Regions from separate parts of the Homo sapiens genome. Here all the other regions are linked to region 2. A link is a loop called in an ENCODE intact Hi-C map of the cell type or tissue named here. Cell type or tissue: B cell. All regions are shown on one strand. Region 1 overlaps TNXB (tenascin XB). Region 2 has its middle 21 kb from the start of HLA-DOB. Region 3 overlaps ATF6B (activating transcription factor 6 beta). Region 4 has its middle 7.4 kb from the start of BTNL2.

Region 1 (8,000 bases), 750 kb before region 2:
TGGAAGTCGCTCTGCAGATTCCTCCAGGCCCACCACCAACTCGCCCACCCCCACCGCTGGCTGAGGCACTAGGTCCCCCCCGTGAAGTACAAAGACCCCCACTTTGGGGCAGAGTGTGTGTGGGTCCTTACCTGGGCTGAGGGTGCGGGCGGTTCCCTGGATGCTGTCGGCCTTGTGGGGTCCTCGCAGCCCATACAGTGTCAGGCTGTACAGAGTCCCGGAACGCAGGTCCCGGAGCACGGCCGAGTGCCGCGTCCCCGGCACCATCAGCTCGCGCTGCAGCAGTGGACGCGGATGCGGCTCCAGAGTGCTTGGTGATGGAACCCCAAAGCGGAGCAGGAAGGAGTCGAAGGCCCCCGGTGGGGCCTCCCAGTTGAGCCTCAGTGAACTGGTGGTCACGTCAGTCACAGACAGCTGGGACAGGCGGGGCCTTGACTCCTCTGAGGTCTGACCAGCAGGAGCCAGCCCTGCACGGAGTGGGTGGGGGAGAAGGGATTGGAGACAGAAGCACACCAGCTTGGTGACCCAGAGCACGTCCCTTCCACCCCCCTCCCTGCCCCCGTTTCTCTATCTGTAACCAGGGACTTGCAGCCACAGGGGGGTCCTGTGGGGCAGAGCTAAAGGCCACTCGCATCCAGCCCATCCATCCTCTCTCCCTGGTACCCGCCTCACGCTCTTTCCCTGCGACCACCCCTTCTGAGCCCCCGTTTCTCCCTTCTGAGTCCTAGGCTAGAGGCCGGAGACGCCTGGTGGTACCTGTGGTGCCCTCAGCTGAGAGGGGCCCCAGGCGCTTCCCTTCATGGAGGCCATAGAGGAGGAACCTGTAGGGGGTGCTGGGCTCCAGGCCTGAGATGAGGATCTTGCTCTGGTCGCCGTCCACGAGCAAGGCCTGGGGCTGCCCGTTCGTGTCCTCATACTGGACCACGAAGGAATCAAAGGGGCCCTGGGCCACGCTCCACGAGAGGCGCATGGAGTCTGGGGTTGTGTCGGTCACGGTCAGCACTCCTAGGCGGGGCTCTTCAGGAGGCTCAGGGGCCTCTGGGGCTAACTCTGGGGCTGGTGTGTCCTCTTCTGGGGCTGCGTGGGAGAAGCCCAGGGGAGAATCTGAGTGAGGGGCGCCATGGGGTGCTCCATTTTTATCTTCCAGGCTTGGCCCAAGGCTGAGGTGGGAAGTTTATAGGTCCAGGCCCAGTCAGACAATGAAGTCGCTGTGGCCTCGTGACTCCTGCGAGCTCCCGCGCTGTCTGAGTCAGGTGCTCGCTTCCCCCTTCCACACCCCGGTGTCCTGCCGAGCCCACCTCGAGATATCACAGGCTCTGGCCCCACCCATGCCGGGATACATTCACTGAGCTTGAGGAGTGTGGTGCTCCCTTCTGAGAGAAGCTGAGGGTGGAACTGGCTGGTTGAGGTGACTGGCAAATCCCACCAGCCGTGCCGTGGTCAGGCCTGTCTGAGGTGGGCATCAGCGAGCTCTGGAAGAGGAGCCTGTACCACAAATGCAGCCACTGCTGTTGGTTTCTGTGTCCCCGCTCATTTTGTTTTCCAGTGATGTTCCTCTTAAGAAAATGCTCCTGACTCATCCACGGCAGGGAGGTTTGCCGCTATCTGGACAAGGCCACCCTTCGGGGAGGCGACAGCAGCCCCAGCGAGTAATGAGGAGCAGTGGCAGTGACGGGGCAGAGTCGGGGCTGGGAGATTAGAGAGCCCCTCCCAGGGCCTTTCCCTCCCGCCTGGCCTGGCTCCTGCTCTGGACTCCTTGATGGATGTTGAAGCCCACAGGGCTGCAGACTCCTCCTCCTTCCTGGGGACAGGCCAGGGCGCCCCACTCCGGCCTGCCCACTCCTGCAGTCATCTTTGTCTTCAGCCCAAATGCACAAGGAAACCCACACAAGCTGGCTTGCTATAGCCAGGCACAGCAGCCTCACCTGTCATTCCCAGGGCAGAGACCGGGCCCAGGCGCTTTCCCCCAAGGAGCCCGTAGAGCAGAAACTTGTATTTCTTGCCAGGCTCCAGGTCCTCTACGGTGACTGTGCGCTGGTCTGCGGCCACAGGCACTGCCCTGGGCTGCCCGTCCGTGTCCCTGTACTGGACCACGAAGGAGTCAAAGGGGCCCTGGGCTACCGTCCAGGACAGGCGCAGAGAGCTGGAGGTCTCCTCAGCCACGGTCAGTTCCCCCAGGTGGGGAGGTAGCTCCTTCTCCAGGGGAGCTGTGCAGAGGGAGGAGGGAAAGCTCTTAGTCACATGCTGCCTTTGCCTAAGCCCTGGCAGCCTCCCGGAGGTGTGAGGTTCTGGGAAATGGTCCCTCCAGTGTAGCCCCAGGGACAGCTCCTTGAGGAGACACACAGGCCTGCTCCCGCCATGCCCCACAGGAATGAGGGAGAACAGCCCCCTCCTCCTCTGGAGGCTGCTGCCCAAACTCCTTCCTGCCCCGCCCCTTCCCTGCTGTGATCGAGGATGCGCCAAATTCATTACAGATCATCTCCCGAGGGATGGGTGGCTGGGGGTGCAGAGAGGGCCTTTGTTTACCCTGACCCCCAGCCCCTGAGCAAGAATGAGGCCAGAGCTGAGAGAGACTCCCCGGAGGTCTCTGGGTTGTCACGGAGACACCCCAAACATCGAGAGCTGGTCTGGGCAGCCGGCCAATGCACGGCTCCCATCACTGCCAGGCTGTGATCTCCCCCTTGTCCCCTTGTGGCCATCAGCCTGAACATCCGTGCCTCCTGCTTCCCCAGCCCCACACTGACCCCACTGGGCCGGGGCAGCCAGGGTGGGGCAGGGAGAAGACAGGGGATTAGCTGGGAGAACAGAGGGCAGAGCAGAGGCTTGCCCGGGTGGGGCTGGGGCCGATGGGTGGGGATCTGTACCCCGTCCCCACAGTGAGGGTTTGGGAAGAGAATTACGGAGTCCCAGGGACCCAGGCCCAGACTGGCCGGCTGCTCTGTCCTCCTCTGGGCATAGTGACTCATGGTCCTGGGAGTGGGGTGAGGGTCGGTGACCCACCACACCCCTTCCTCAGGGAGCTGAGTCATAGGCATAGTGACACCAGGTTTTTCCATCGTCTTTCCATAGCCAAGCCCTCCCTTTTCTTCCACCCCTCGGCTCCGAGTCAGGGAGGAGGGAGGAGGATGGGAACCACTACTGAGTCCAGCGCCATTCCCAGCATTATGCAGGTGAGGACACTGAGGTCCCGGGGATGAAGCGGCTTGTCCATGGTCACCCTGGCAAAGGCTAGGACTGGAACTGGAACACAGATCTGCTGGCCCCAAAGCCCGTGTCCCTTTTATTTCCTCAGCAGTCAGCGAATGAAAGGAAGTAATGCATATGCTTCAGAACTGTGCCTGACACACAGAGGGACTCACTTTCGGAGTTAAGATGGTTGTGTCAGGGCTGATAGAGGGAATCTCACGGGAAGGCTGCAGGGCCAGCTCTGAGGGCTCGGATGAGAGGCAGCTCTGGAAAAGGTGGAGGCTGGACTGGGACTCACCTGTGGTGCTGTCAGCAGAGATGGGGCCCAGTCGTTTCCTGCCTGACAGACCATAGAGCAGGAACCTGTATTTCCTACTGGGCTCCAGGCCCTGGACTGTGACCTCCCGCTGGTTGGCTGCCACCGGCACCACCTGGAGCCGACCATCCTTATCCTTGTACTGGACCACGAAGGAGTCGAATTCGCCCTCAGGGACCGTCCACGAGAGGCCCACGGAGTCAGGGGTCGCATCTGTCACAGTCAGCTCCCCCAGGCGGGGAGACGGTTTGGTGTCTGGGGCTGGAAAAGACAGTGAGGTGCATGGAGAGTGGGATGGAGGCAAAGGGGCCACGGAGCTTCCTGGGCTGCTATGGCTCTGTGAGCCGGTCCCAGGAACGGGAGGGTGACTGGGCCAGGAGTAGGAATAAAAGAGGAGCCAGACAAGAAAGCAAGTGTCCCCTGGGGTGCAGGGAAAGTAGGGAGAGGGATGAGTGTGAGTGGGAGAGGAGAGCTCAGGGCCTGGGTTTTCCTGGACCCAATAAATCAGTGGGTGCTGAGGACTGGAGTGTGGGGCACAGAACGTGAAATTCCAACAGGTGCCACAAGGGGGCGAAGGCTCTGGCCGCGGGAGGCCTCCAGCCCTCACTCACCGGTCCTGGCCTCCACAGGGACTGGGCCGTGGCGTTTCCCATTCTGGAGTCCAAAGAGCAGGAACTTGTACTTGCGGGCCGGGTCCAGCCCCGAGACGGCGACCGCTCGGAGGTCTCCGCTCACAGGCACTGCCTGGGGCTGCCCCTGCGCGTCCCTGTACTGTACCAGGAAGGAGTCAAAGGGGCCCTGGGCCACCGTCCATGAGAGGCCCACTGAGTCCGAGGTCACGGCCGCCACCGCCAGCTCCCCCAGGCGGGGCTCCACCGGCAGTGGTGTGGGCAGGGGCGCTGAAAAGAGCAGAGCAGGCCCATGGGTCAGGAGGCAGGACCCTGCGCAAGGGAGGCAGTGCTCTCCCAGGACTGGAGTGAGCATTTCTTAGCGGCCTCCTCTAAAACGCTTGTTTTAGAATCTGTGCCCTGCATTGCTGTAAGCAGCTCACAAACAGTGGTGCATTTAACCCTCGCACAACATATGAAGTGGGTGCCATTATTATCATCACCCCAACTTTGCAGGAATCTGAAGCACAAGGTTAGGAAACGCCTGCAAAGTCGCACAATCACTACATTCGAAGGCACATGCAGATCTGGGCAGCTGGATCTGAAGCACTTTCTGAGCCACTAAAATACTCCTTAAGGGAGCCTGAAGACTAACAAATGAGCACACGAGCAACATGGAGGTTCCAGATCACAATGGGAGAAGGAAGCTACAACAAACAGGGCATGGACTACCTGCCCATCTGACTCCACACAGTCTCCATGAATCCAAGGATGAGGCAGGATCATTAGCAACATGGGAGAAAAGACAGAAACCTAGAGGCCCAGTCAAAAGAGGTGCCAAGATCCAAAGGAGAAACACAAGGGGGCTGCAGAGGTAAACCTGGGGACGAGGGCCTGTCCCCCCACTCACCCGTGATGCCCACGGTGGACACTGGGCCCACGCGCTGCCCCTCGTGGAGGCCGTACAGATGCATCTTGTATTTGCGCCCGGGCTCCAGGCCCCCCACGGTGACCTCGCTCTCCTCGCCCCTGACACGCACCACCTGGGGCTGCCCGTCCCTGTCCTTGTACTGCACGGTGAAGGAGTCGAAGCGGCCCTGGGGGACGGTCCAGGAGAGGCTCAGCGAGTCAGGGGAGGATCCTGTCACTGTCAACTCCCCCAGGAGCGGCTCCTCAGGGGCCTCCGGGGCCTCAGTGCTGGGTTCTGTGGGGCTGGGGGTCTCTTCCTCTGCAGTGGAGAAGGAGGGAGAGAGAGTGAGGGGGATGTCCTTGGGTCCTGGGGAAAAGGAGGGAGAAGCCAAGGCTATGACTGGGGGACCTGAGGTCATTTCAGAGAAGTCCATTCTTGGGGCTGGGTGGTCCTGCTCAGCTGACAGCTAACACACGTAACAAGTTCCAGGGTCAGCTGTGGGGGACCTGGCACAGCCACCAGCACAGCAAAACTCCTGATGGCCCCTCCCTGCTCAGGGGGAGCCAGGGGTCAACCACATAGGAAGGCCCAAGGGGAGTCCCAGCCCCAGCCACAAGCAGTTCTGTGGTGCTGACCAGACCCCTGTCCCATTCCCCACCAGTCATCACCAAAGAGCAAGAGGTGGCCCTCCCACAGCTCCCACCCTGGGGCTCCCATCATTCACTCACCCGTCACCCCAATGGCAGACACAGGGCCTACGCGCTGGCCACCGTGGAAGCCGTACAGGTTCATCTTGTATTTATGGTCTGGCTCCAGGCCTGAGATGGTGACCCCGTCCTCGTGCCCCGGCACCCGCACCGCCTTGGGCTGCCCATCCCCATTCCTGTACTGGACCAGGAAGTGGTCAAACTGGCCCTCGGGAACCATCCAGGACAGGCTGAGGGAGTCGGGGGTGGCATCTGTCACGGTCAGCTCCCCCAGGCGAGGCTTGATGGGGGGCTCAGGGGTCATGGTAGGCACTGCTTGGGTGGTCTCGGCTTCATCCTTTGGAGCTGGACAGACACGTGTGGGGACAGTGAGGACCCTGGGTTCTCAGTTCAGCATAGAAAGGATGTGTCACAAAACACAAAGTGCCCAAGAACAGGACGATGCTGCCCACAGCGCCTCCAGCACAGCTCTTCATCCTCTCCTCCCCTGCGGCCTTTCCTATCCCTCACCCTGACCCCCCTGCCCTCGGCCCCCACCTCACCCCCACCTCCCAACACCCAGGCCACCTCTCCCTGTCCCTCCAGCACCGCCTCTCTTTTGAGCACAGCTCCACTTGGCCTCTGCACCCTTACCCTCCCTGCACTGGGGTCTCCTCGCCATCTTTTGTTCACTGGGCTTCTGTCTTTGCTCTGCAACAAGCTCAGCACACTCCTCCCGAGGCCAGAGCCTGGGGTGTGTTCCTGGACCCAGCCCCTCACCAGCTGCCAGCAGCCTCAGAGTTACCTCTCCCCCGAGTTTCCCTGGATACCTTCCTCCCCAACCTCCAGTCCCCGATCCTAGTTTGAGCCACTGTCACCTCTCACCAGGGCCACCAACTGCCTATTGGCTTCCCTGCCTCTAGGCTCCCTGCCACCCCATCCCCATCTTTAGCCCCCACAGATGAGCTTCACACAGGCACAGCTGCTGGGGCCATCTCAGCACAGACCTGGGCAATCACATCCTCATCCCTGGGAGACCCCAGGCCTCCTCTGCTCCCACACTTCAGGACTATCTATTCACTGCAAAGGACACCCCACTCAATCCTCAGTACTTCTCACACACCATGCTCTTTCTAGCCTCCTGGCCTTTGCACCACCTGTGCTGATCTGACACGCTTCACCTTCTCTCTAAAGCTGTCACCAAGCTAAGGCCTGCCTGGCCTCAGATCCTGACTGTCCCCTGAGTATCCACAGGTAGGGTGGTTTAGGTATTCCTGCCTGGCTCTGGGCTTCTTGTCACATGCTCACCCGCCTTTGCTTTCTTACTGGTCCACAGCCTGTCCCCCATGACGTTAGCCCCATTAGGACAGGAACTTTTCCCATTAGGACAGGAACCCTAACTCTGAGCCTAACCTCTGTGAGGATTCATGAATGCAAGAAAAATTCGCTTCAACAAATTCTAAGAGAGTTTCCAAATCTGTTACTGGGAGGAGCTTTGCTACAAAGGTGTTCTGTGATTTGCACACAAATATTCATAGCAGCATTATTCTTGATAGCTAAGAGGTGGAAGCAACCCAGATGTCCATCAATGGATGAAAGGATGAGCAAAGTGTGGTCTGTATGTGTAAAACGAAACATTATTCAGCCTGAAAAGGAAGGAAGTTCTGGCCAGGTGCAGTGGCTCTTGCCTATAATCCCAGCACTTTGGGAGGTCAAGGTGGGAGACTCGCTTGAGGCCAGGAGTTTGAGACCAGCCTGGGCAACATACCGAGACCCCCATTGCCACAGAAAATAAAATAAAAAGGAAATTCTGACTGATGCTACGACATAGATGAACCTTAAAGACATTGTATTTAATGAAATGAACCATTCAAAAAAGACAAATATTGTATGATTGCACTTATATGAGGTACCTAGAGTCAAATTCATAGAGACAGAGAGTAGAATGGTGTTGCCAGGGGCTGGGGCAAGGGGAGAATGGGAGTTCGTGTCTAGTGGGTAGGAAGTTTCAGTGTGGGAAGAGGAGTTCTGGAAGTGGAGGGTGACAGTCCACAGCAATGTGAGTGGACTTCATGCTGGACTGCAAACTAGAAAGCGATTAGAATGGCGAATTATGTCAAGTGTACTTTACTACAATAAAAAACAACAAAAAAAGTGTGTTCCTTGGACCAGTGGCATCAAGATAGATGAGAATCTTGTTAGAAATGGATGGTCGGCTGGGCGCCGTGGCTCACGCCTATGATCCCAGCACTTTGGGAGGCCGAGGAGGGCAGATCACGAGGTCAGGAGATTGA
Region 2 (8,000 bases):
ATGCGGGGGGGTCTCACTGTGTTGCCTAGGCTGGTCTTGAACTCCTGACCTCTAGTTATCCTCCTGCCTGGGCCTTCCAAAGTGCTCAGATCATGGGCATGCACCCAGCCACATTTTTAACCTATATAAATAGAGATGGGGAGAAAAAACAAAAAACTCCAAAGCATTTTTCCTTCTGTCTTACACAGTTACTTCTGACATCAGGTATGTGGAGATTTTTCCCCCACACCAAGCAATTCTCCAGCAGACACCGGGTTCCTCTAAATCAATTCAATTCTGATACTATTTACCTAAAAATAGCATCAGATCCCACAGATTGAGGGATCAGTCATGCAAAACTGCCCCCTTCCCACTTCAGATGCCAGTTGCTATCACCTGTACTTCTGACCATCCAATTATAGATTGGAGGTTCCCACAAACCTTTCCTCAGGTTCAATTAATTTGCTAGAGCAGCCCAAAGAACTCAGGGAAACACTTACATACACTGGTTTATTACATAGGATAAGACAAAGGATACAGACGAACAGATTGATAAAGAAAAACAAAACACATAGGACAAAGTATGGGGGAAAGAGTGCGGAGCTTCCACACCTTCTTCAAGAGCCTATCCTCCAGGCATCTTTCCGTGTTCTGCTATCTGGAAACTCTCCAAACTCTGCCCTTTTGGGTTTTAATGGAGGCTTTGTTATGTCAGCATGGTGAGTTGATTAAACCATTGGCCATTGGCAGTCAACTCAACCTTCAGCCCCTCCCTTCTCCCCAGAGATTGTGAGTGGGCTGAAAATCCCAACCCTCTAATCCTGCCTTGGTCTTTCTGGTGACCAGCCCCAGCCACCAGTCACCTCATTAGCATGCAAAAGACACTCTTATCACTCTGGAGATTCCAAGAGTTTTAGGAGCTGAAGGGCAGGAACCAGGGTCAGAAACCAAATATATACTTCCTATTATATCACAATATCACACACACTAGCTTGGGTCAATCAGTTGCATTAATTATTTGTGTATGATGTGAAGTACTCTTTTTAGTCACAAATTTATCTCTTTCAAATTACCAGGTAGGAAGTCAAAGGGAAAATTCTTTATTTCACTTTTGGAAAACTAATGAATAAACTAAATTAGTAATTACATGCTATTTCCACTTCTGTAAAAATGATATAGACCCTATATGCCTGTTATGAATAATAGATGAGCTTTGCAATGAAGAGCTATGCATGTTACTTTTTATTAGAATGAGTATGGCTTCAATTTTTATGTGACTATCAAAAGAGAAATATGGTTCTTTTTTCTAATTTAGAGTTTATCTAATAATGGTCCATGAGCTCTTGTGACCTCTCTTTAAACTAAGGTACATCTCACTGTTTCAACTCATGCCTCTGTGTCCTGCTCAGTGATTCACCATCTCCCTATACAAGAGATCCCCGACCTAGCAAGCTCATCTACAAACAAATATTCTTATTCTTGGAACAGAGTTGCCAAAAGCAGAGGCACACAGAAAAAAAAGTCTGTGTTTGAGAGCTCAGGAGAGAGAGGAGCCAAAAGAAACATCTACCAGCAGCTAAATGATTTGGTTCCTGAAGGGATTCGCTTCCATGAATAAGAATACGAGTAGGTACTCTCATTGGTACTTCTTCCTTATCTGTAGGTACCTGAGATGACTGTGTCCTCTAAAGCTTCTGTGATGCTAGATGCACCCAACATCATTTTCTATAATTGAGGATCGTAGCTTTCCCCTGTGATCCTCTGGCTCTATTGTGGGAAGATAGTCAAAAAATCATCTTTTAAAGTAGGAAATAAACTTCTTTTTATAGAATCAGCTCCCCTTCCTCTGCGCTTGTGGTTTCCATTACTATAAAAGAGAGCACTGAAGTCCAAAGAAAGTACTGTGTATTTCCCTTTTGGGGCCCTGATGTTCTGCCCATGGCATTCATGCCCCCAAAATTGTTTCATGCCACCATGAAATTGCCTCCACGTGGTGCCCATCTTTTTCCCTTCACTCATATTCTCAACATTTCCAGAACCAGAGAGAGAGAGACAGAGAAACAGAGAAGTTCTGACCTCAACACCACCTTTTCCTACAGAATATGTGGCACCCGTATTTTGTCAGAGAAGACAAATGCGTTGTTCCTCAGATTGGTAGGATTCATGGGCATTTCATCCTCATAATATGAGGTTGTATGCAGACAGTGCCTCCTGGTATCAAGAAGCCATGTGAGTTACACCACAGAGGAGAGGAAGTTAGGGGTTTCAAATATTTCAAAGAATAAGGAAGCTAAGTCATACTCAGAAGTTAACAAGAACTTTGGGGAGAGAGGAAGTCAAAATACAGAAATGCATTCAAAAAAAAGTTTAGGATGTAGAGGAGGATGGGATCACCATGAGACAGCCGTCCAATGCCCATGATAGTTCCTGTTACAGTAAGCCACATCTTCAGATAGAGAGAGAAAAGGCCACATGTATACTTACCTTGTATGAATGAGCACTGTTGTTTGATGAATTCCATCTCTTCCCCTCTTTTCAGTCCCTTCATCCTCATTGTAATAACAAGACTGCTGGTGATGTGGCCATGCAGAGCTCTTGTCCCTCATGTTCTTTCCACCTCGATCTTTCACTTTTCTCTATTTCTGCTTCTCCTGGTCCTACCTGGGCTCTCCCCAAGGGCTGCTCCTCACCGGGCAGCTAGTTACACGGCCACCACCACCCTGCCATCTACACAGAGGCCCTCCATCTCTCTGTGACCATTTTGATGAGATCTCTTTTTTTCATGGCATCCATCTTGGCAGTAGCAAGTTCATAGCCCAGAGTAAGAGGATTACCTGTTGGGATGCACAAAGGAATTTAAACCCCATTGAAATTTGTGACCCAAATCATTGTTTATGCTTAACAGAAATAGCAGCAATAAGATCGATTGAGGAATTATCTCACGTACTAAAACAGAAGACCTATCATTTTGTGGGAGGTAGTAGCCATGAATCCAAATCAAGCCTAGTAGTAGTACATTCCCCAGCGTGCTCAGAATATGCATAGAGAGTTTAAATCAAGGCGTAAGAGTTTCCAACCCTTCTATCTGTATGGCCAAGCCCCATTCATGTTAGTGCTGGAAGCATTCTTCCTGTATCTCATTGGTTTCTCGGGTACTTTTTCTCAATGTCTCCATTTAAAAACGTTTATATAGAGTTCTGGTTTCTGCTTGGGGATGCAGAGAACTGGAAACAATGATGCTTCCTTGCAACATGAAAGAAATCACACAAATTGCAAGGTCGCAATTTTTTTCAACCCATCACAGAGCTGGGATTGAGCTTCCAACTAGCTTGAAATCTAGGAAAGTTGTTGCCTGAGTGCTTGCTTACCTAAGGCAGGTACAGCTGGGCACTGGTAAGAAGAATTTAGCTGGAATCATTTAAAAATTGACTGAGGTCAAATGTGGGCTGGAAAGAGTACAGAGCCCCAGGGGCTCACGAGTATAGGGCGGTTCACACCTTCTTGCAAGCTTCGTATCCGGGAATGCCAGTGGGTGTTCACAAATAAAAAATGGGAGAGTCCTGAGAAGGCATTCCGCATGCTTTTCAAGGAAAAGAATAAATAGAAGTTAAAGGCTTTATACATCGATGTGCATCAAATGAGTTAATTAACAGAATATAAGGGAAGCAAAGACTTTACTATCTCATGTTGAGAGCAGACTACATACTCAAACCCTATTTCGTCTGTTTTTTGTTTGTTTGTTTGTTTGTTTGTTTGTTTTGAGATGGAGTCTTGCTTTGTCGCCCAGGCTGCAGTGCAGTGGTGCGATCTCCTCTCACTGCAACCTCCGCCTCCCCATTAGCAGGGATTACAGTCGCACACCACCACACCCGGCTAATTTTTTTTTTGTATTTTTAGTAGAGAAGGAGTTTCACCATGTTGGCCAGGCTGGTCTCGAACTCCTGACCTCATGTGATCTGCCTGCCTCGGCTTCCCAAAGTGCTGGAATACACGTGTGGGCCACTGCGCCCAGCCTCCTCCGTTAATCTATTATCATTCTTCTCTAATATTCTCAAACTTACTTAATTCATTAACGTGATATATGTTGACATCTCATTAAATATGTCTCTATTTATGACATACTCAACAACATGTGTGTAGTGTTATAAAATTTTAATTTATTTTATAAATATTTAACACTAACTGAGTGCCAGGCATTCTTCTATGCACTTAAATAGCAGACAGGCATGGTGGCCGACACCTGTAACCCCAGCACTTTAGGAGGCCGAGGCAGGAAGATCACTTGAGCCCAGAAGTTCAAGACCCTGTGGTTTCAGAGGCTGAGGTGGGAAGACCACTGGAGCCCAGGAGGTCAAGACTGCAGCGAGCCATTATTGCACCACTGCACTCCAGCCTGTGGGACAGAGGGAGTGAGACCCTGTCTCAGATGAAAGAAAGACAGAGAGAGAGAGAGGCATAGAGATGCATATGCACACAACGATTACATCGTAGGGCTGTTTAAATTACTCATTCTGGCTGGGGGTCTGTGCTCTAAACCACTATTGGTACGCTATTTCTGTGTGGCTGGTCTGGAAAGCTTCACACCACCCCCCTCTCCCTTCCCTGAATTTCCATATTCCCCCCAACCCTCATTATCCCTTTCAGAGTCTCGCAGGTTGAGGTGATGTGAGAGAGGAAGCAGAAGCGAAGGTTACGCGAGGAAAGCCCCTCGTTAAACTTGGGATTTTCACGGGGACTCAGTCCAGAGGAAGTTGAGAAAACCAACTTAAATTACGGTCTCGATCGCCATCTGGCGGTGGAAGTCCACATTACATCCGCGGAGCAATGGCTGGGAACGTTGCATAATAGAGCGGGGCTCAAATTCCAAATTAAGTTTCTGAATTTTTTCCATCTGGAATTTTATTTGATGATTAGTCTAGCATCGTAATGGTGTCCTTCGTGTTGACGTGAAAACCCAGTCTTCCTTCAGTTCATTTCCCGTTTATTAGGGATGCAAAACTCCAGCCACAGGTGACCTACGACTCTGACTCCTTCCCCACCTACTTTACCCTCCCCTCCCCCAGTACATTCTGGGGCTAAACCCTAAGAGGTACCCATGCATCGCTGGGCCGATGATGAAAATGAAGAAGTCTTCTGATGAAGCGAGACCCCGGAAGTGCAGCTTCAGGCAAAATCCTGAGCGAATTCTTTGCTGCCAGGACAGTCCATAGGCTCTTACTCTTAGAAATTACGTAAGCATGAGCAGTCAACGCTGAAAAGCAGAGAATGTGGTTTTCTGGCGGACTCCAGAGGGAGACCAGGAAATCCTCTCACTTACAATCCATCAAGAGTAGTTCCTCCAAATTGAGTACAAAGTCTCTAAAGGCCAGCAGAGACAAGTAAGGACTTGTAGTGAGCTGCAGCTCACCACCCGGATCAGAACATAAAAGACAGGAGACCTCACGGCCTGGAGACCCACTAGAGCAAAATCTGCCATCCCAGGCAGGGAGGAGAATCAGGCGGAGGCCTGACATGGTGAGGCCTTGCTCCAAGTGGAGAAGGTGCATAAACTTAACAACTTTGTTATTGCCCTGAGGATGTGATGTGGCAAAGGGGACAAGGATTGGATAGATTGTCTTACTGATGGAAGTTGGTAACAAACAAGGCAAATCAAAAAAGAAGCCATGAGATCCAGGGAACTGCTGTACAGGGGACATGGCTGCATAATATTAGTATAGTAACTCATTATGCACTTGTGTGGCAGACAGTGGCTGAATTCTGGAGACGGAAAATATTAATAAGACACGGAGTCCTGCTTACCACCCAGGAGACATATTAGCAAACAAAGGGGCACAGCAGAAATGTGTGTAAAATTAGGACATTGAAGTCACAAACAATTAGGAAAATTTTCTAGTGGAAATGACATTCAAGCTGATCGAGGGTATATGGAGAATGGCTTCCAAGTCTAACAAAGCATGAGCGGCTTGGACACTTGGACAGGCTTCGAGGGAAGTGAAAGTCTTTCGGAATTGGTAAAATGGGTGGGTGACAGATGAAGCAGAGGGCTAGGGATGGATGCCTCACACACCAGGCTAAGGACTTGGGTCTTTGATCTGCAGTCAGTAGGACCAGTATGCAGACTGATAGTAAGGGAAGGGTCATGGGCAGCTTCACGTTTTAGAAAGACTACTCTGATGGGAAGAGTGGGTTAGAGGAGCATAAAATTGAAAGCAGAGAAAGCAGCGTGGGTAACTGTTAGAGTAACACAGACCAGACATGATGGGGCTCGAATTAAAGTAGGATCAGGGATCTAGAGAGAGGGTCAGAGACATGTGAGGGAGCAGATGCAACATGATGTGTCGTCATCCATTGTATATGGGAGAGAGGAGAAGGCGAGAGCAGAAGATGCTTGGGAGACCAAGTGGTTAGTAATTCCAGTCATCAAGAAAGGACAGTTTAAGAGAACATTCCATATTAGACATTTTGTATTTGTAGGGCCTGTGGGTCATCCAGATGAAACTTTACTCTGTGTGGTAGATGGAATAATGCCCCCAACTGCCACCCCTGAAAGATCTGAATCTATGAAACCTGTGAATCTGTTACCTTACATGGCAAAAGGGACTTTGCATTAGTGATTAGATTAAGGATCTTGAGATGGGGAGATTATTCTGGATTAGCCAAGTGGTCCTGATATAATTACATGGGTCCTTCTAAGTGAAAGAAAGAGGCAAGAGAATAGAAGGAGATGTGATATTAGAAGCAAAAATCAGAGGAAAGTGATTGCTGGAAGGGGGCTACAAGCCGAGGAATGCAGCTGGTCGCTGCAAGCTGGAAGAGGCAAAAAACAGATTATCCGCTAAAGCCTTCAGAAGGGGAACACAGACAAGCTAACACCTTGATTAGCCCTGTACAAGTGTTAAAAGAAAAACTTTGAACAAATGAAATTTATTTTGATTTATTTGAGCAAAGCACAATTCATGAATTGGGCAGCATCCAGGACCAGAAGAGGTACAGAGAGCTCCACTGAGCAATAGGGGCAGGCAATATTTATAGAGAGAAAAAGGAAGTGGTATACAGAAGCAGCTTGTTTACAGCTCAGTATTTGCCTTATTTGATCATGGTCTGATCAGTTGGCAACCTGTGATTGCCTGAAGCTTGGCTGCTGTGTTTGCCTGAGACTCAGCTATTTATTACAAGAATATGCTCTTAAGTTAGGGTACAATTTTCTTACACATTAAGTTAGATTTCAGTATACTACGTAGGAATTCAAAGTACAGAGGCCGCTTTAAGCCAAATTTAATTTAATTTAACAGGACCCATTTTAGGCTTATAATTTCCAGAACTGTCCAACAATAAATTTTTGTTGTTTTAAAACACTAAATTGTGGTAATTTGTTACAGCACCAATAGGAAACTAATATATCCTGTAATCACGAAGCAATATAGCTCAAACCTCAGGCTTGGGGACCATATGGATTTGAGTTCTTATCATAGCTCCATCGCTTCCTACCCATATGAACTTGCGTGTCTTAATTAACCTCCCTAAGCCTCCACTTTCTCATTTGTAAAATGGGACTATCTACTAGAATTTCTGTCTGGAAAGAGGAATGGGGAGGCAGTGTGGTCAGCTGTTTTGCATAACAAGCCCTGTAGAAATACAGATGCTCCTTGACTTCAGGTGGGTTTGTGTCCTGATAAACTGCAAGTTGAAAATGCATTCAATACCCCTAACCTATCAAACATCATAGTTTAGCCCAGCCTACCCTCAACATGCTCAGAACACTTACATTAGCGTGGCTGACTGGGAGCTGTGGCTCACTACTGCTGCTCAGCGTCAGGTGAGAGTGTTATACCACATATCACTAGCCCAGAGAAAGACTGACATTTCAAATTTGAAGTACATTTCTTCCAGAATGTGTACTGCTTTCACGCCATCACAGCTGAACAATCTTAAGTGGAACCATCATAAGTCAGGAACCATCTGTATTTGATGTTTTAAACCATGTCATGTATAACTTTTTTAAAAAAAAGATAAAATAATTT
Region 3 (8,000 bases), 680 kb before region 2:
TGCTCACCCTGAAGGGCGTGGGGCCCCATCTTTCCTGTTGACTCACATTCCAGGGATGCGTATCCTCTAGTCTGTCACGCCATGAGACATCGTTGCTAGACACAGATATACCCCAGAGTTGCAGGGGTGGGGGCAAGGGGATGACATGCGGTCTGTGATCCCGCACCCACCCCACCTCAGAGCCAGCTATGTCTTCAGTGCTTGATTCTTTGATGCTGGCTCTGGAAAAGCCACTTTCCCCCAAACTCCCCATCACGAGCCAGGAAGGCAGCCACCATTCCTTCAACTCCCTCCAAGTTGTTTATTTAATAATAATAAAAAAGAAATGCACACACATAAACCTGAACTCCCCCCCACCCCACCCTCCCTTACTCCCAGTAACTAGCTCCAAAATGAAAAAACTTCCCTTGTCCCACCTGGGGACTAAATTCCCACCTCCACTGCCATAACACTAGAGAAACAAAATAAAAAATATGCAGCAGCTCACCACCCACCCCACAACTGAACCTCACACAATCCCCTCAAACAAAGAAGCCAGGACTGGGGGTTCACAGGAATGAGAGGAGCCCTATATTCTGAAAAGGGATGAGAAGAGAGGTGAACACCCCCACCTCAAATAAGTGCTTAACCCCCACACCTGCTCTTTCCTTTACCAATTGCCCCAAGCCTGGGGATCAGGGAAATTTGAAACAGTCCCACCTGGCCACCTGGTACCCCCTCCCCCCGTTCTAAGTCAGTGTGAATGGCAGAGGTCAGGGATGATTGAGGTAGAGGGGCTGGTGGGAGGCCTGGTGGGCCTGGCTGGCTGCAGAGACTGGCAAGGGGCCACCTGTGGCATTGCCTGGGGTTGGGGATGGCTGTTTTCGGAGCGAGGGGGGCACTGTGGAGGTCTTGATGTGAATCACCCTGGTGTCCATGACCTCACACTCGATCTGCATCATCTCCTCATAGTCCCCCGGGGCCCCACGGCCTGACAGGGTCTCTGTGAGAAGGGGAGAGTTAAGGAAGAGGAGATGGGGAGGCAAACAGGGATTGCAGGGAGGAGGGGAGGAGGTCAGAAAAGTAGAGGTGAGCAGAGAGAAAAAGAAAGGGCAATAGTGAGGAGGCAGATCCATAGCGGGAGTTAAACAGGATGGCAGGGACAGAGTTTGGTGCAGGGGCAAGGAGAGGGTAGGAAAAGAAAAGGGCATTGAGTGTGGGGTCACACAGGAGAGGACATCAAGAGAAAAAAGTAAGTGAGAGTCTAGCAGGTTCCCGGCCCCCCGCCTCTGCCCAGTCATCTACCCAAGCACCTTCACCAGGGAAGGACCCTCACCCTTGTCTCCCTCCCAAGTCTCCTGCATGGTGCTCTTCCCTCCACCTACTTCCTGCTGCTTCTCACCTGTGGGTCCAGCAGCTCTCTGGATGCCCTGCTCCTCTCCCCCTTCCCCCTCAGCTCCCAGGCTGGATCTCCCTGTTGGAACTGCCCCCATACCCAGCAGGGAAAGAGTTACCATTGGGGGCCATGGCAGGCATCACCAGGGACATCTTGGGCCGGGAGGTCTTGTTGTGGCTGATGGCTGGGAGCAGCAGGTGGTCCTGGGGAACAGATGGGCCAGGCCAGAAGGGTGGAGGCAAAGATGCCAACAAGCTCCCCAGCCCTACTCTACATCCCCCCACTGAAGACAGACTGCTGGGAACCTGGGGTGACAGAGATGGAAGGGCAGGAGAAACTCACCCTTCGGAAAGAGACAACATAAAATGTGTCTTCCCGTCGGTCAATTGCATCCAAGAATGCTGGCTGCGAACGGTCTGGGTGGCGATATAGTTGCAGCTGGCCCACAGAATCCCTAGGCAGGTGGGGAAACAGGATTTGAGGGGAACTAAGCCCAATGCTCAGTTTCTACCAGGGAAGCGGGTAGGATGAGAGAAAAAGACAGGAGACCCCCAGTGGAGGAGGGAGGTATAATCCCACTGGTGACAGTAATGACAGGCACAGGACAGCTACTGGGGGTACAGCTCTTGAAAGTGGAATTTCACTTAATAAGTAAGCACCCCACCCCACACTCACCTTTCTGGGGGTCCAGGGGGTTGGATGGGGACTGCCTTAACTGGAGGTGACTTCTTCCGTGGCTGAGACTTCTGGAAGGAGAAGTATCTAAGGACTTGGAGAGGGTGAAGGGAAAAGGGAAAGAGACAAACAGCCCCTGGAAGCTGATGCCACCTCCCACTCAACCCTCCACTTCCTTCAAACGATCCCTCAAACTTCCACAGCGAGATGCCCACTAGAAATCCCCAGACAAGGCCTTTAGCCCTTGTCTTCAAGTGGCCTTCCTTGAACCAGCCACCCGCCCTACCTGTCTCTCCTGGGCCCTCTGAGGGATCTTCCTCCGGCCTCTCTGGTGGCGCTGGACCCAGCCACTCAACTCGTCAGCAAGCCTGGGGAAATGGAGGAGCTCAGGACCTCCATGCCAGGCCAAGATTCCCACCCTCCTTGCCCACCCACAGGAGTGAGGAGAGGGCAGGGAGCACTGGCGCTTTAGTACACAGGCCAGCCAGGCTGACTGCAGAAGGCCTTGGGAGGCCGGGGGAGCTGGATGCCCCAGCAATGAATCCCACACCTCAGGGACTCAGTGCGGTTGAAGTGCCGGCAATCAGAGGAGAGGAAGAGCTGGTCTAGGTCTCTTAGTAGTAGCTCCTTGGCGCCCCCAGGGAAGGCTGTCAGGTTGCTGGAGTGAAGCAGGAAGGAGACAACACTTGGAGACTGCCCAGCACTCCCACAACAAAGAAGGCGATGACGGCAAGAGAAAGCTTTGGGTCCCCCTCACTGAAAGCGGGGAGAAGACCAACTCATACCCTCAAACGAGAGGGGGCCCTCTCTCTCTCTCCTCACCTGAAACTGGGCTGGTCTGTGGGGCTGGGCTGGGGCTCCTTAGGGCCCTGGGAGGACCCCTGGAGAGGTTCAACTCCCTGAACTGGCTCTTGCTCTGAGAACCCCAGCAAGTGTCTCCGGGGTTGAGGCTCCCCCTTGTTCATCCGAGGAGAGATGGGAGCTGAAGGAGGCTCACTGATGCTGTGGATAAAGAAGGACTGAGCACAATGAAGAATTTCAGCTGTATCAAGTATCTAGGTAAGAATAAAGACTCTGCAGATGGACTGCTTGAGTTGCAATCTGTTATACAAGCCTGAGTCTGCCTCTGTAAGATGGGAATAAGGATGGTCCCTACATACAAAAAAGACAGTGCATCACCTAGAGCCTAGAACTCAGTAAGCACTTAATAGTCACTATTTCTACCAGCATTATCACCATCATCTACTCTCCACTGGAAAAATAATGGAGCAGGAGGCCGGGCGAGGTGGCTCAAGCCTGTAATCCTAGCACTTTGGGAGGCTGAGGTGGGCAGACTGCCTGAGCTCAGGAGTTCGAGACCAGCCTGGGCAACAACAGTGAAACCCTGTCTCTACTAAAAAATACAAAAAATTAGCCGGGCATGGTGGCGTGCGCCTGTAGTCCCAGCTACTTGGGAGGTTGAGGCAGGAGAATCACTTGAACCCAGGAAGCAGAGGTTGCAGTGAGCCGAGATCGTGCCACTGCACTCCAGCCTGGGCAACAGAACAAGGCTCCATCTCCAAGAAAAAAAGACAAATAATGGAGCAGGAAGGGGCTGGCCAGACACATCATCGGTGCCAAGGACACCAGAACCATTTGTATATAAGCAGAAGGAAATGGCCTGGGCCAAAGCAGGCAGCTAGGAGGCTGTAACGTGGGCTCCACCTGGAAGGTTCTAGTGAAGCAAGGAAGGTCTCACCTGACAGGTCCAAAGTTGAAGGCAATGAAGAGAAGGAAGACCATGATGCAGACCACCTTCCTGTTTCCAGACCCTAACTTGAGCTCGCTGTTCTAAGGTACAAAGAAGGAGACAAGAAAAAGGGGAATCATTCCAAGGAGGCTGTATTCCTGTTGGTCTCCCAGGGACAGACTGGTCTTACTTCAGCCAGCAGGGCCTCCAGCCGCCGCCGGAGGGCAGCATTCTCTCGGCGGAGCTGCTGGTTGTCAGCCAGTACTGCTTGCAGCCGAGCCTCCAGTCCCTGCAGATACTCTTTCTTCTTTCTCCGGGACTGGCAGGCTGACTCCCGGTTCTTGATCATTCGCTGCTGCCGCTTCAGCAGCTTTGCCTAGGCACCCGGAAGGTCAAAAAAGAATGACAGATGAGTTGGCAGAAGGAGACTATGCTCTCAAACCCCAAGGAATGATTTACCCAAAGCTCACATGGCCATTCCCCTGCCTTCCTGACCCACCTACATAGCCAGAGAGGTTTTTCCTCTCTACTCAAACACGCTAGGGAAGGGGCCCTTCTTTCAAACATTCCCTGCTACTGCTCCTCAGAGGTGGGAAAGGTTAGAGTGTGGGAAGAACTTTCTCCATGCTGGTGGAAACTCTTTCCTTCGTAACTCTTTCTTCCTGTCAGCCCACATTTGTAGGGTTCAAAGTTTAACCTTGTTATACTGCTTATACAGTTTACCTGATTTTCCCCTAGGAGGCAGCCTCCCTCCCCAACTATGGCCATGACCGTAGTCGTATAGTACAGTACGACTTCCTTGCCTTTAATTTATGGAGACCAACCCCATTTCTCCATCTGCAGTGACAGCAAACCTAAAGGACCCTAAAACTACCTGGAGTTGATATTCATATAGAAACAGGAGTCCATTCTGACCCTCAGAATGATCTAATGGGTCCGTTTCCTCACTTTTTTCTCCTAGGTATCGACTCCCTCCTCATCCCACAGTTCTCTCTATGGCAAGACTTCCCTCTTCCCTTCCCATCACTCGCCCTACTTCTCTCCTCCCCAACACTTACATCCACTTCAGGCGGGCAGGAGTTTCCAGGCATAGGAGCGGGAACGATGCTCTTCCTCTCAGGCCGTGGTAGAGAGGGAGCCGGCCCTTCAGGCTGGACTCGAATAGCACCCTGGATGAGGACAACTGGGGACACTGGGGCAAGTGAGCAGAGGTCAGAGGGCTGTGCGCTGGGTGGGGTCCTTGTGTCCACACCCACACAAGAGCACCCAAGGATTGGGCAGCCTCAATGGCTGCAAGCTCTCTGACAGGGTCAATGCAGCCCGCCTCCTTTTCTCCTTTTTTTCTTTTTTGAGATGCAGTCTTGCTCTGTCGACCAGGCTGGAGTGCAGTGGTGCGATCTCGGCTCACTGCAAGCTCCGCCTCCCGGGTTCACGCCATTCTCCTGCCTCAGCCTCCCCAGCAGCTGGAACTACAGACGCACGCCACCACGCCTGGCTAATTTTTTTGTATTTTTAGTAGAGACGGGGTTTCACTGTGTTAGTCAGGATGGTCTCGATCTCCTGACCTTGTGATCCGCCTGCCTTGGCCTGCCAAAGTGCTGGGATTACAGGCGTGAGCCACTGTGCCTGGCCTTTTTTTTTTAATTAATTAATTAATTTTTATTTTTATTTTTTGGTTTTTCTTTTTTCTTTTTTTTTTTTTTGAGACAAAGTCTCGCTTTGTCGCCCAGGCTGGAGTGCAGTGGCATGATCTCGGCTCACTGCAACCTCCGCCTCCTGGGTTCAAGTGATTCTCCTGCCTCAGCCTCCCGAGGAGCTGGGATTACAGGCGCCTGCCACCACTCCACGCTAATTTTTGTATTTTTAGTAGAGACAAGGTTTCACCACGTTGGCCAGGCTGGTCTTAAACTTCTGACCTCAGGTGATTCGCCCGCCTCAGCCTCCCAAAGTGCTGGGATTACCGGCGTGAGCCACCATGCCCGGCCCTTTTCTCCTTCTTCAGTACCTGGGGGTGGCTGGACGAGGGACTGCAGAAGGACTGTGGTGCTGGGAGGCACAGCTCTGGATGGCATTGGGACAGTGGTTAGCACTACAGGTTTGGGCTGCAGTGGCGGCTTCCGGGTGGGCAGGGCTTTGCCTGAAGGAAGGTGAGAGAAAAGAACAAGAAATGTCAGGACCAAAGGCCTCTCACTAGGGATTCCAAGTGTCAGGAGACTCCATTACCTGAGGAGCCATCAAGGGATGGGCCCATGCTGATCTGGACAGCTCCAAGTGAGGGGGCTGGGACATCCCACAGGAGGCATCCTGAAGGGGACAGGGACTCTGTCTTCACTTCCAGGACCTCCTCTCCTATAAAAGCCTATGTGGGGCATTCCAGAGATACATTAGTCAGGAAGAGTGTCGAGGAGAAGGAGCTGAAGAAGGGAAAGCTCTCATACCTCTAGGTCAGGAGGAACTCACTGGAAAACCTGGAGGAAGGAAGGAAGGTGGTGCTCACCTGGCTGGAGGAGTCGGCTGAGAGCAGGGAGGCCTCAGAGTTGACGGAAGAACATGGAGAGACAGGTTCTATCTTGGTCTGGACATCTGTGGGAGGCAGGATGAGGCAAAAGCTGGATATCATGTAAACACTGAAGGGTTAAGAGGGTTAAGATGGGAGGCTGGGCATGGTGGCTCACGCCTGTAATCTCAGCACTTTGGGAGGCCAAGGCGGGCAGATCACCTGAGGTCAGGAGTTCAAGACCAGCCTGACCAACATGGAGAAACCCCGTCTCTACTAAAAATACAAAATTAGTCGGGCATGGTGGCGCATCCCTGTGTCCCAGATACTCAGGAGGCTGAGGCAGGAGAATCGCTTGAACCTGGGAGGCAAAGGTTGCAGTGAGCCAAGATCGCGCCATTGCACTCCAGCCTGGGCAAGAAGAGCAAAACTCCATCTCAAAAAAATAAAAAAGAGGGTTAAGATGGGGAAATGGGTCCTTTCTCTTTGAACCTGAAAATAAAACTCTTCTGGCCCTAGATTACAGGCCATCCAGGAGGGGCAGTCACAGAGCTGCTCACCTGCTGGCTCTCCGCCCCGCTTTTCGCCTAGTGCTTCCCTTTCTCCTTTAGTGGCTCCTCTGATTTTTCTCATCCCTGCTCCATGTTCCTCAAAGCTGTCTTTGCCCTTCTGCGTTTCCCTCTTTCTTGTTCACAGAACTTGTCTATTCACATAGAATAGGCCTGAGCAGGGGAAGTGGCAGGGGGGTCTCCAGCATTCACATGGCCCAAATTCCTATCTTGCTGGATTTCCACCTTATCCCTGCCCAATGCATCTCCATGCTGACAACCGCCAAGTGTGCATCTCCCCCTGGCTGCTCACCTGCACCAGATTCTGACTTCCAAGCTGCCTGCTGGTCCCTTCCATTCTCATGCCTCACCAGTCACCCAAATCTAACTGGCCATAAATGAGGCTTCCTGATTGCCCCGTCACACAAGTTTTCCTCCCAGGCACCAAACAGCAAAGCCTCAGTCACCTCTGAGCCTCCATGGCCTCCAATAAATCTGCCTTTATGACTTGTTGATCACTCCATGAAAGAAAATGCTAGGCCCCATGTCGGTGAAATAAAACCCTTCTGAGGGCCAGATTCAGCCCACAGGTCAACAGTCCACCACTACCTCTGGTCCATACCGTTCACTTTGGTACTTAATTATATGATCACTAAGATTGCTTTTTAAAACTTCAATTTATATTTTTGAATAGATAATACAGTCATGATACAAATCCAAACGAACAAAGGAAAATTAAGTCAAAAAAAAAATCTTGGCGGGGCACGGTGGCTCACGCCTGTAATCCCAGCACTTTGGGAGGCCGAGGCAGGTGGATCACGAGGTCAGGAGATCGAGACCATCCTGGCTAACACGGTGAAACCCCGTCTCTACTAAAAAAATAGAAAAATTAGCCAGGCGTGGTGGCGGACGCCTGTAGTCCCAGCAACTTGGGAGACTGAGGGAGGAGAATGGCATGAACCCAGGGGGCGGAGCTTGCAGTGAGCCGAGATTGCGCCACTGCACTCCAGCCTGGGTAGAGCGAGACTCTGTCTCAAAAAAAAAAAAAAAAAAAACTTCCCTTCCCGGTCCTCCAGTCACTCAGATTCCCTACACAGAGATAACCACTATCAGAACTATTTAACCATGGCTGGGCATGGTGGCTCACGCCTGTAATCCCAGCACTTTGGGAGGCCG
Region 4 (8,000 bases), 380 kb before region 2:
TCACTCATAGGTGGGAATTGAACAATGAGATCACATGGACACAGGAAGGGGAATATCACACTCTGGGGACTGTGGTGGGGTCGGGGGAGGGGGGAGGGATAGCATTGGGAGATATACCTAATGCTAGATGACACATTAGTGGGTGCAGCGCACCAGCATGGCACATGTATACATATGTAACTAACCTGCACAATGTGCACATGTACCCTAAAACTTAGAGTATAATAAAAAAAAAAAATTAAAAAAAAAAACAGCTATAGTTTATCATATGTTAAAACAATACATTTTTATAGAGAAAGCTAAAATAAGATTTCTAGGAGACAAAGTGAATTGGGTTTTTGTGTGTGTGTGTGTGACCTTGGACATCTTTCTTTACTTTTTTGAGCCTGTATTTTCTCTGCTGTGTGGTGGAGACAATCATCCTAATGTTTTCCAAGCTGTGTCATGACCATGTGACATAAGAAGACGTCAAGGCTCAGGGACACATGCCCCACATCATCCATGACAAATGAAAATGTGATCCTGGTTTTCTCGTTTTTAATTTCGTGCTTCTTCCTCACTCAGCCTGCTTCACAAGAACACTGTGAGGGTCAAATGGGCTACAATCGCACTTTGAAGACTGCGCAGTGGGATATAAATGTAAGTGGGAGGCAGTGTAACAGGTGGCAGCATTTCCCTAAAGGACATTGATTCTGTCCGTATGTCCTACTCTGTAATCTGAGACAATGTCCCCAGCTTCCCGTGGCCATCCTTCACCAGGGAATCCAAACCACTCACGTGTCTCCCTCTCTCCTTTGGGGCGAAACCTGGTGCTACTGGGTCTTCTCACTTAGCCCCAGATGTATCTTCATCCACATAGCAGGTGGTCAGAAACAGGTCAGAGCCCTGGGGTGTGCTGATCAAAGACAGAACTGTGGGAGAGCCAGAGAGTGTGGAGGCCTCCTCCAGGACTTTGGGTGAAGGAGGATTTAAGCCGTCTCACCCCAGTTGAAGGCAGAGCCAAATCCCGGAGGCCCTGTGAAAATGAGATTGCATTCTGAAAATCAGAATAGCACATTCACCTCCTAACAGCTATAATCCTCTCAACAGTGAAACTCCGGGGACAAGTGGACTTTGGCTGGGTTCAGTTGTGAATTCTGCAGACGTGCACACAAAATCATGACACTGGCAATTCTCACCTTCCCCAGAAAGCCAAGGCCTTCATGGAGGCCTCATCTGCAACCCCCCAGTTAGGTCCTCACACAGACCCCACCGTCCCACACATCAGCGGGTGCTATCCACCCTTCCCTCCACCTTGCCACACATCAAAGATTCCCAACTAGTGCCAAGTCTCCACCAGAGCATGGCACTCATCGGGCTGGAGTTGGAAGCAAAACTGAATATCAAACGTGCCATCCCTCATTCCACTGATGAGAAAACAGAGACCCAGAGAAAGGAACTGCCCTCTCCAGGATCAGAGCTCTGGGCCAAGGTCCCTTGTGGGCTACTTTATTGCTCTTTTTACTCAGGTACTTTATCTCCCTTTGCTGAGTAATAAAAGGTTTAATTACTCTCAGATGTTTACCAAAGAAATGTAATAACCTTCTCAGCATAATATTTGGGCATGAAGAGTATAATGATAGGCATATTTTGTGTGTGTTTTTGTTTCTGCCAGATTTTCCTTTACGTTCCCCTTAAGTCTGTGTTCCTTGAGCTAGAGGGGGTCTCAGATATAGTCTCAGGATTTCAAGAGTTCTCCAGAACAATTTTTAATTTAATTGCAGATTTTCATGTCAATGTAATGATAAAAGCATATGCAGCATTATGATGTTACAAGGTTTGAGCCGATTTTTTCCTTAAGTTTCTTTCCCTCCCATTATGAGCAGCCCATAATTGGGTCCCCTGACTTACGGTTACGATTCTTAATGTAAGGGTTTCCCCCTCCATCCTTCAGTCTAGACAAAGACCCTCCCCTCACTGTAGAGGATGAGAGATTTGGAGAGAAGAGAAACATAATTAAACATGGACGAGGATAGGAGGGTCTCTTTACCCTGGTTCTCTCTCAATTGGAGTAGAGGGGAATGAACCCCACTTCACCTCCGGTTCCCAGAATGGTAGCGATGCCCACAGATGTCCCTCTCAGAGTGGCAGCAAAGGAAAAGTTCTCCAAGGCAAGAAGTGGCAGACTCTGGAAGGCTCCAACAGTGGGATGAAAGTTTGCTGCCTAAAATGCTGGGATGGAATGTTCCAGCAAGAGGAGAGTGGCATCAAGGACATAACAGTGATCGTCACCACTGTGGGAAGGACAGTGACGACCAGGAAACACGACGCGATAGTGACATATTGTGGGAGCTGATGATGCAAATGTGAGGAGAGACTTCTACACCAGCCCTGCTCCGCCTCCCACCTCAGAACTTAGAAATCACACGGCAGGTGAAGGAGAGGCTGCTATTAAATTAATTGTGTGAAAGCCCCTGAATTTATCTGGAAATTACCAGATGAACTCCTCTGTCAGAAGACATAATAATGCTTGGCATACAAATTAAAATCCGTAATAGGAAAATATAGAAATTTACTTTATACACCTGAATGTGTGAAAAGATGCCGCTCATTGCATGCATTCTGTAGTATCATCTCTATGGTACCAAATGCTGCAATTATTTGAATTTTTTATGGTCAGTCACATCAGCGCCAACTCACCGCGTAAAGAAGCTCCGTTTACACTCGCGTGTGTGTGTTCTCACAAATCATCTGCATACACTTTCTCAGAGGTCTGCCTGTGCTGAGAACTGTGTCCTAAATTATGCTACATATTATGGGAGGTCATTTTGTGCAGGAAGATGTTGGTGTGTGGGAGAGAAAAAAAGGAGTCACAATCTCTGCATTCTGACTAGAGTCCACCTCCAGGAGAAGCGGGAAAACAAGGCATAAGCTGCTAGAACTGAGGAGAGGGAAAAACAAGCATCCGGCGAGGGCAGGAGGAACAGGAGAGGGGAGTCATGGATCTGCCTGGCCACCAGAGGGCAGCAGAGACGGGCTCACTGTCGGCTTCAAGGATGTTCCGCAAGTCGATTCACTTACAGACTCTTCTTCAAATGCGGCGGTCACCTGTGACCCACATTCATAACTCCCTCAGCCACTAGACGACAAAAGAAGCCCTGAGTTTAGGCTGACTGAGATTTTCATTCTAGCTTTGCTATACATTTGGGCAAGCTTTACTTTGGGTAAGTCTGTTCTTTCCAGGGGTCTCAATTTTCTTAGTTTTTACACAGGGATAGTATGTGGGTGGCTCACATTAAAGTATCGTTGTAAGGATAAAGTAAGAATATAATCATGATACAAAATCCCTTTATAGCTATTAGGTGTCATTACTGGGAATGGAAGGTCTTGGAAAGAAGGTGGATAGAAAAATAGAGGAGATTAGAAATGAAGATAAGAAATCAAGGTCAATCCAAGAAATGTCAGGAAAGTGTTGCTATGAATATGGAGAAGTTCAGGCGACGCCATCAGCTGTTTCTTGGGGACCTGGTTGAAAGATGTTTTGAGAGCTCTTAGATCAACTCACCAGAAAGATGATTACTTTGTGGAGTCTCCCAGCAGTGAGACTTATACAGGTATCGTTTCCTCAGGGAAAGGAAAGAAAAATCAGCAGCTCTCATCTCCTGGAGGCACAGTGGCTTGTCCTCCACAGTCCCCTCGGTTTGCTGACTGACTGGAGGAGAGAGAGCACCTGCAGAAGCCCTGCGACTCCTCCCCCAGATGTGAGTGGGGGGCCTGGGATTCCCGAGGCCAGTGAGGGGAGGGTGGTGCTCACAGGACGGAGGCCTTTCCTCACAGCGTGGCCACGGTTCAATCTGCACCTCTGGCCATTTTTCTTGATTGGCAAAAAGAAGGAAAGAAGAAAGGAAGAAAGGGAGGAAGGGAGGGAGGGGGGAGGAAGGAGGGAGGGAAAGAAAAGAAAAGAAAAAAGAAGAAAAGAAAGAAAAGAGAAGAAAGGAGGAAGGGCAGGCAGTAGAACTTCTGAATAGGAAAATGCCCAAACATTTAGGGATGGAGGACTGAGGTATTCTTAGTTCTGGCTGACCTACAGTCTAAGTTGAGCTCTTTACATACATGGCTGTCATATACTTTACAAAAAGTGTCTGACAAACCAGTTCCTCTAAAACTTTTAATTTTAAAAAATTTAGGTTGGGTGTGGTGGCTCACACCTGTAATTTCAGCACTTTGGGAGGCCGAGGCATGTGAATCACCTGAGGTCAGGAGTTTGAGACCAGCCTGGGCAACATGGTGAAACCCCGTTTTTACTAAAAATACAAAAATTAGCTGGGCGTGGTGGTGCACGCCTGTAATCCCAGCTACTCCAGAGGCTAAGGTAGGAGAATCACTTGAACCTGGGAGGCGGAGGTTGCAGTGAGCTGAAATTGCGCCATTGCACTCCAGCCTGGGCAACAGAGTGAGACTCTGTCTCAAAAAATAAATAAAATAAAATAAAATAAATTTTTACTTTTAAATTTACTTTTATGAAAGAGTTACAGAAGTTTAAGACAATCACAATGATCATCTATTATTTTTTGAAAATGATGAAATTACCTAAAATTGATTCTACTGCAGGTGGGAGCCTATAAGACTAAAGTTCCCAGGAAGAGATGTAAGCTTCGGTGAAACCCACCTCAGTTGACTCCAAAACTAATGCAGATGCCCCCTTGGGGAATTGCGGGGAGAGGGTGTACAGAATGTGTTAATACCATCACACTCCTCCCAGGACCCCAAAGAAGCTGCACTCACAGAGATATCCGGGCATGTCTCACACTGGAAATAGGGGACCCTTCCAAATATTGGGAGAAAGAAGGCAAAGAAAATCATACCGATATACTAAGCCTCCTGCATTTGCACCCATCCAGCCTGCCATTCATCCTGGGTTCTTTTACTTGGTCCTCTTGGGGCCTCTGAGAGGATCTCCATCTCTGCGAAGTGCATTCCCCACCGGGCTGTTGCAGTTCCACACATGGCCAGTAGATGACAGGTTTGTTCAAGAACCGCCTCCAAGATTTTACTACTGCACCGCGATTTCAGAGTGGCGGGAAGGACTGAGAGTCCCATTTAGAAACTTCCCAAATCTTAACTGCCAATATCTTTCTTTCTAAAATTGTGTTTTTGTATTTCGTGGTAAACTCAGTTCAAAGCCGCGGATGGGGGCAGGAATAGGAAAACTGCTGCTGCTGCTGAATATGCTTCTCTCTCTTAAAGGTCCCAGCAGAATTCTGCCACTGAACCACCCTGGGAGAATGCGGGGGAAAGAGAGGAGGAGAGAAGGACAGAGAGAGAGAGAGAGCCAGAGAGGATATGAGGGAGATAGGGAGAGAGGACTGCTTCATTGTCTTAAATTCGTTGTAATCACGTCGCAATACCAGGCACTCATTCTTAAGGTAGCAAAGCAGAAAATATTATAAGTTCAGTTATTAATGTCATTTGCACTTTTGAGAGTAGAGAACATAGGCACTAATATTATAATAATTCAATAACTATGAAGGAATCAAGACAATCTTCAGGGAGGATGTGGTGCATGGAATGGAATGTAAGGAATCGTTCATACTTCATGTAGGTTTAGCATTTCTTGATTACAAGCTAAATAAGGGGTGGATTACTCATGAGTTTTCCGGGAAGGTGGTGGGCAATTCCTGGACTAAGGGCTTCTCTCCTTTTTAGACCATATAGGGTAATTTTGGATGTTGCCATGGCATCTGTAAACTGTCATGGCGCTGGTGGGAGTGTCTTTTAGCATGCTAATACTTTATAATTAGCATATAATGAGCAGTGAGGATGACCAGAGGTCACTCTTGTGGCCATGTTGGTTTTGGTGGGTTTTGGCCCGTTTCTTAACTGCAACCTGTTTTATCAGCAAGGTCTTCATGACCTGTATCCTGTGCAGACCTCCTATCTCATCCTGTGACTGAAAGTGCCTTAACCTCCTGGGAATGCAGCCCAGTAGCTCTCAGCCTCATTGTACCCAGCCCCTATTCAAGATGGAGTTGCTCCGGCTCAAACACCTCTGACATTTGTGGACACGTAGAAAAGGATAATTAATGGGTTAGCAGGATGAAAGGAAAACTATACCCCAAAGGATAGCCTAGCCATTGAAATTGATATGAACTGGAATATGAAAATAATTGGGGACAATTTAGTTTCATGACCATATATAAAACATTTAACTATGTCTGGTTGTATTTTAACATAAAATTGGGCATGGGAAACTATTTTTAAAATATTCTTTATTTTTTAAATTGACCTGGATTTTTCTTTCAACTTTTATTATTTTAAAAATTAGTTTAAGCCTAGCAGATTTCACATAATTTCAGACTCCTTTTGGCAAACAGTAAACATTACAGCCTGGAAAGCTTGATTGCTTATATATAAAACCCTAAGAGAGCTATTGAAAATGCCTAGAATGTGTGAATTTAACAATGGTAAAATACAAAAACAAATTGTAATTCTATACACCACAGCAGAATATCATATATAAAATTTAAAAATCACTTCATTATGACAGCAATAAAAACATAAAATACTTAGACATAAACTGAACCGAAAGATGTGTGATGTGAAACTATAAAATACTGATGAGAGAAACTGATAAAATTCTAAATGTGTAAAGAGATATAATATATTTTGATTTGGGAAGAATTGATATTTTTGAAATAACAGTTCTCAACACGATCTTGATCAATATTCCCACTGGGTTTCTTTGTGGCAATAGACAATTCTAAAATTTATATGAAAATACAAAGGATCTACAATAGCCAAAACTTATTTGAAAAAGGACAGAAGAAATATGCAAAGCTTGGTTTCAAGTCATGCTTCAAAGCTATGGGCAACATGTCAAGGCTAGTAATGTAAGTTAGAGAAACTTCAACAAAGAATTGTGCTTAGTTGTGGGAATCCATGGGAGATTCTGGAATGAAGATGCATAGGAAACAAATGCAAGAGATGAGTCCTGGGCCCTCAGTCATTTAGAAGTTGGGAAGATGGGAGACTTGGCAAGGCAGGCTGAGATCTGGCTGTTATTCTCGTGTGATGAGAATCTCAAGACAGTGAGGTTTAGTAACAAGTCAAGAAAATACATCAATGATGCAGTAGTGGTTAACTACATAAAATGCTTCTGATATGATGAATAAAATGACATCCTAGAGATGACCATTGGATTTGGCAACATGGAGCTAACACATGTCAGTGACAAGGAGTTCAGTTAAAGATGTGGACTGTAGCCTGATCTGTGAAGAGTGGAAGAAGAATGGGGAGGAATGGAAATAACAGGTGCAGCCCAATATTTTTAAGAGTTTCCTTCAGATTAGAAGTAAAAATTCATTAGCAGAGTTGGATTTAGGGAAAAGGAAATGCCGTGGCATGTTTATATGCTGATTGGAATCACTCACTAGAGAGAGGAAATTTTTTTGGTAAACTGGATAAAGATACTTACAACATATTAAACCATGAAAAGGATTAGTACCCAGAACATAGAAAGGCCTCCTACAAATCAATTAGTAAAGGACTATATTTTTCTGAGAAAAAAAATGGTAAAGGCAAGAAGAAACATTTTATAGTAACATGTATAAATGACATGTGAATATGTGAAAAAATTTCAAACTCTTCATTATAAGTCAGAGAAATGTAAATAAACGCCACACTGAAAAAACAATAAAAATATCAAAACCTAGCAAGGATGTGGGTCAATGTTTCTACCAACAGACTTCTGAAGGAAATAGAAATTGTTAGGATCATTTTGGAAAACAAGTCAGCATAACATAGTAAGGTTGAAAATATATATACATTATCATACTACATTACTACTACAATGCTACTCTAGAACATACATCAAGAACTATTGCAAGTTCATTACAACTTCATTCCTAATAGCAAAACATCAAAACAACTTAAGTATCCATTAACAACTGAATAACTTTATATATTTTCATATCAATTATAGTTATTTATACTATATAGTTATTTATAGTTAAATTCATAAA

The links. A loop is a pair of places that touch in the nucleus more often than their neighbours do. Peaks named below come from ENCODE experiments on the same cell type or tissue, not always from the same donor. Only the 100,000 strongest peaks of a DNase experiment are listed, where the experiment ranks them.
Region 1: a loop joins it to region 2, with 8 times the contacts of the local background. A loop is called at or near these places in 3 of 110 quality-filtered maps.
Region 3: it touches region 2 in a loop (2.8-fold over the local background); 5 of 110 quality-filtered maps call a loop at or near these places.
Region 4: a loop joins it to region 2, with 7 times the contacts of the local background. A loop is called at or near these places in 103 of 110 quality-filtered maps.

The regions. Positions count from the first base shown.
Region 1 is chr6:32,044,250-32,052,249 of GRCh38, forward strand. It overlaps TNXB (tenascin XB), which reads right to left. Exons shown (of 44, transcript NM_001365276.2): 27 at 5,749-6,072; 28 at 5,021-5,338; 29 at 4,114-4,401; 30 at 3,485-3,763; 31 at 1,926-2,207; 32 at 757-1,077; 33 at 132-467. Among named protein-coding and RNA genes, the nearest start is that of CYP21A2, 9.8 kb to the left of the region's middle. RefSeq lists a silencer at 1,673-1,924 and enhancers at 2,338-3,537, 3,727-4,360. In B cell, CTCF peaks have their summits at 4,073 (motif pointing right) and 4,275; a DNase peak (open chromatin) is centred at 4,092.
Region 2 is chr6:32,792,416-32,800,415 of GRCh38, forward strand. No RefSeq gene overlaps it. Among named protein-coding and RNA genes, the nearest start is that of HLA-DOB, 21 kb to the right of the region's middle. RefSeq lists an enhancer at 2,264-2,408 and a cis regulatory region at 2,336. In B cell, CTCF peaks have their summits at 4,780 (motif pointing left) and 4,985; DNase peaks (open chromatin) are centred at 2,306, 4,766, 5,066 and 7,005; H3K4me3 peaks cover 1,018 bases; H3K27ac peaks cover 2,090 bases.
Region 3 is chr6:32,114,987-32,122,986 of GRCh38, forward strand. It overlaps ATF6B (activating transcription factor 6 beta), which reads right to left. Exons shown (of 18, transcript NM_004381.5): 6 at 6,277-6,362; 7 at 6,003-6,138; 8 at 5,785-5,916; 9 at 4,838-4,971; 10 at 3,970-4,155; 11 at 3,789-3,880; 12 at 2,873-3,052; 13 at 2,601-2,708; 14 at 2,337-2,418; 15 at 2,051-2,121; 16 at 1,718-1,829; 17 at 1,494-1,578; 18 at 278-982. The coding sequence ends at 753. Among named protein-coding and RNA genes, the nearest start is that of ATF6B, 9.3 kb to the right of the region's middle. RefSeq lists a silencer at 3,906-4,200. In B cell, CTCF peaks have their summits at 1,908, 3,976 (motif pointing right) and 4,185; a DNase peak (open chromatin) is centred at 3,995.
Region 4 is chr6:32,410,631-32,418,630 of GRCh38, forward strand. No RefSeq gene overlaps it. Among named protein-coding and RNA genes, the nearest start is that of BTNL2, 7.4 kb to the left of the region's middle. RefSeq lists silencers at 3,596-3,871, 4,068-4,216. In B cell, CTCF peaks have their summits at 2,988 (motif pointing right), 3,189, 4,990 (motif pointing right) and 5,195; DNase peaks (open chromatin) are centred at 3,011 and 4,991; H3K4me3 peaks cover 387 bases; H3K27me3 peaks cover 1,350 bases.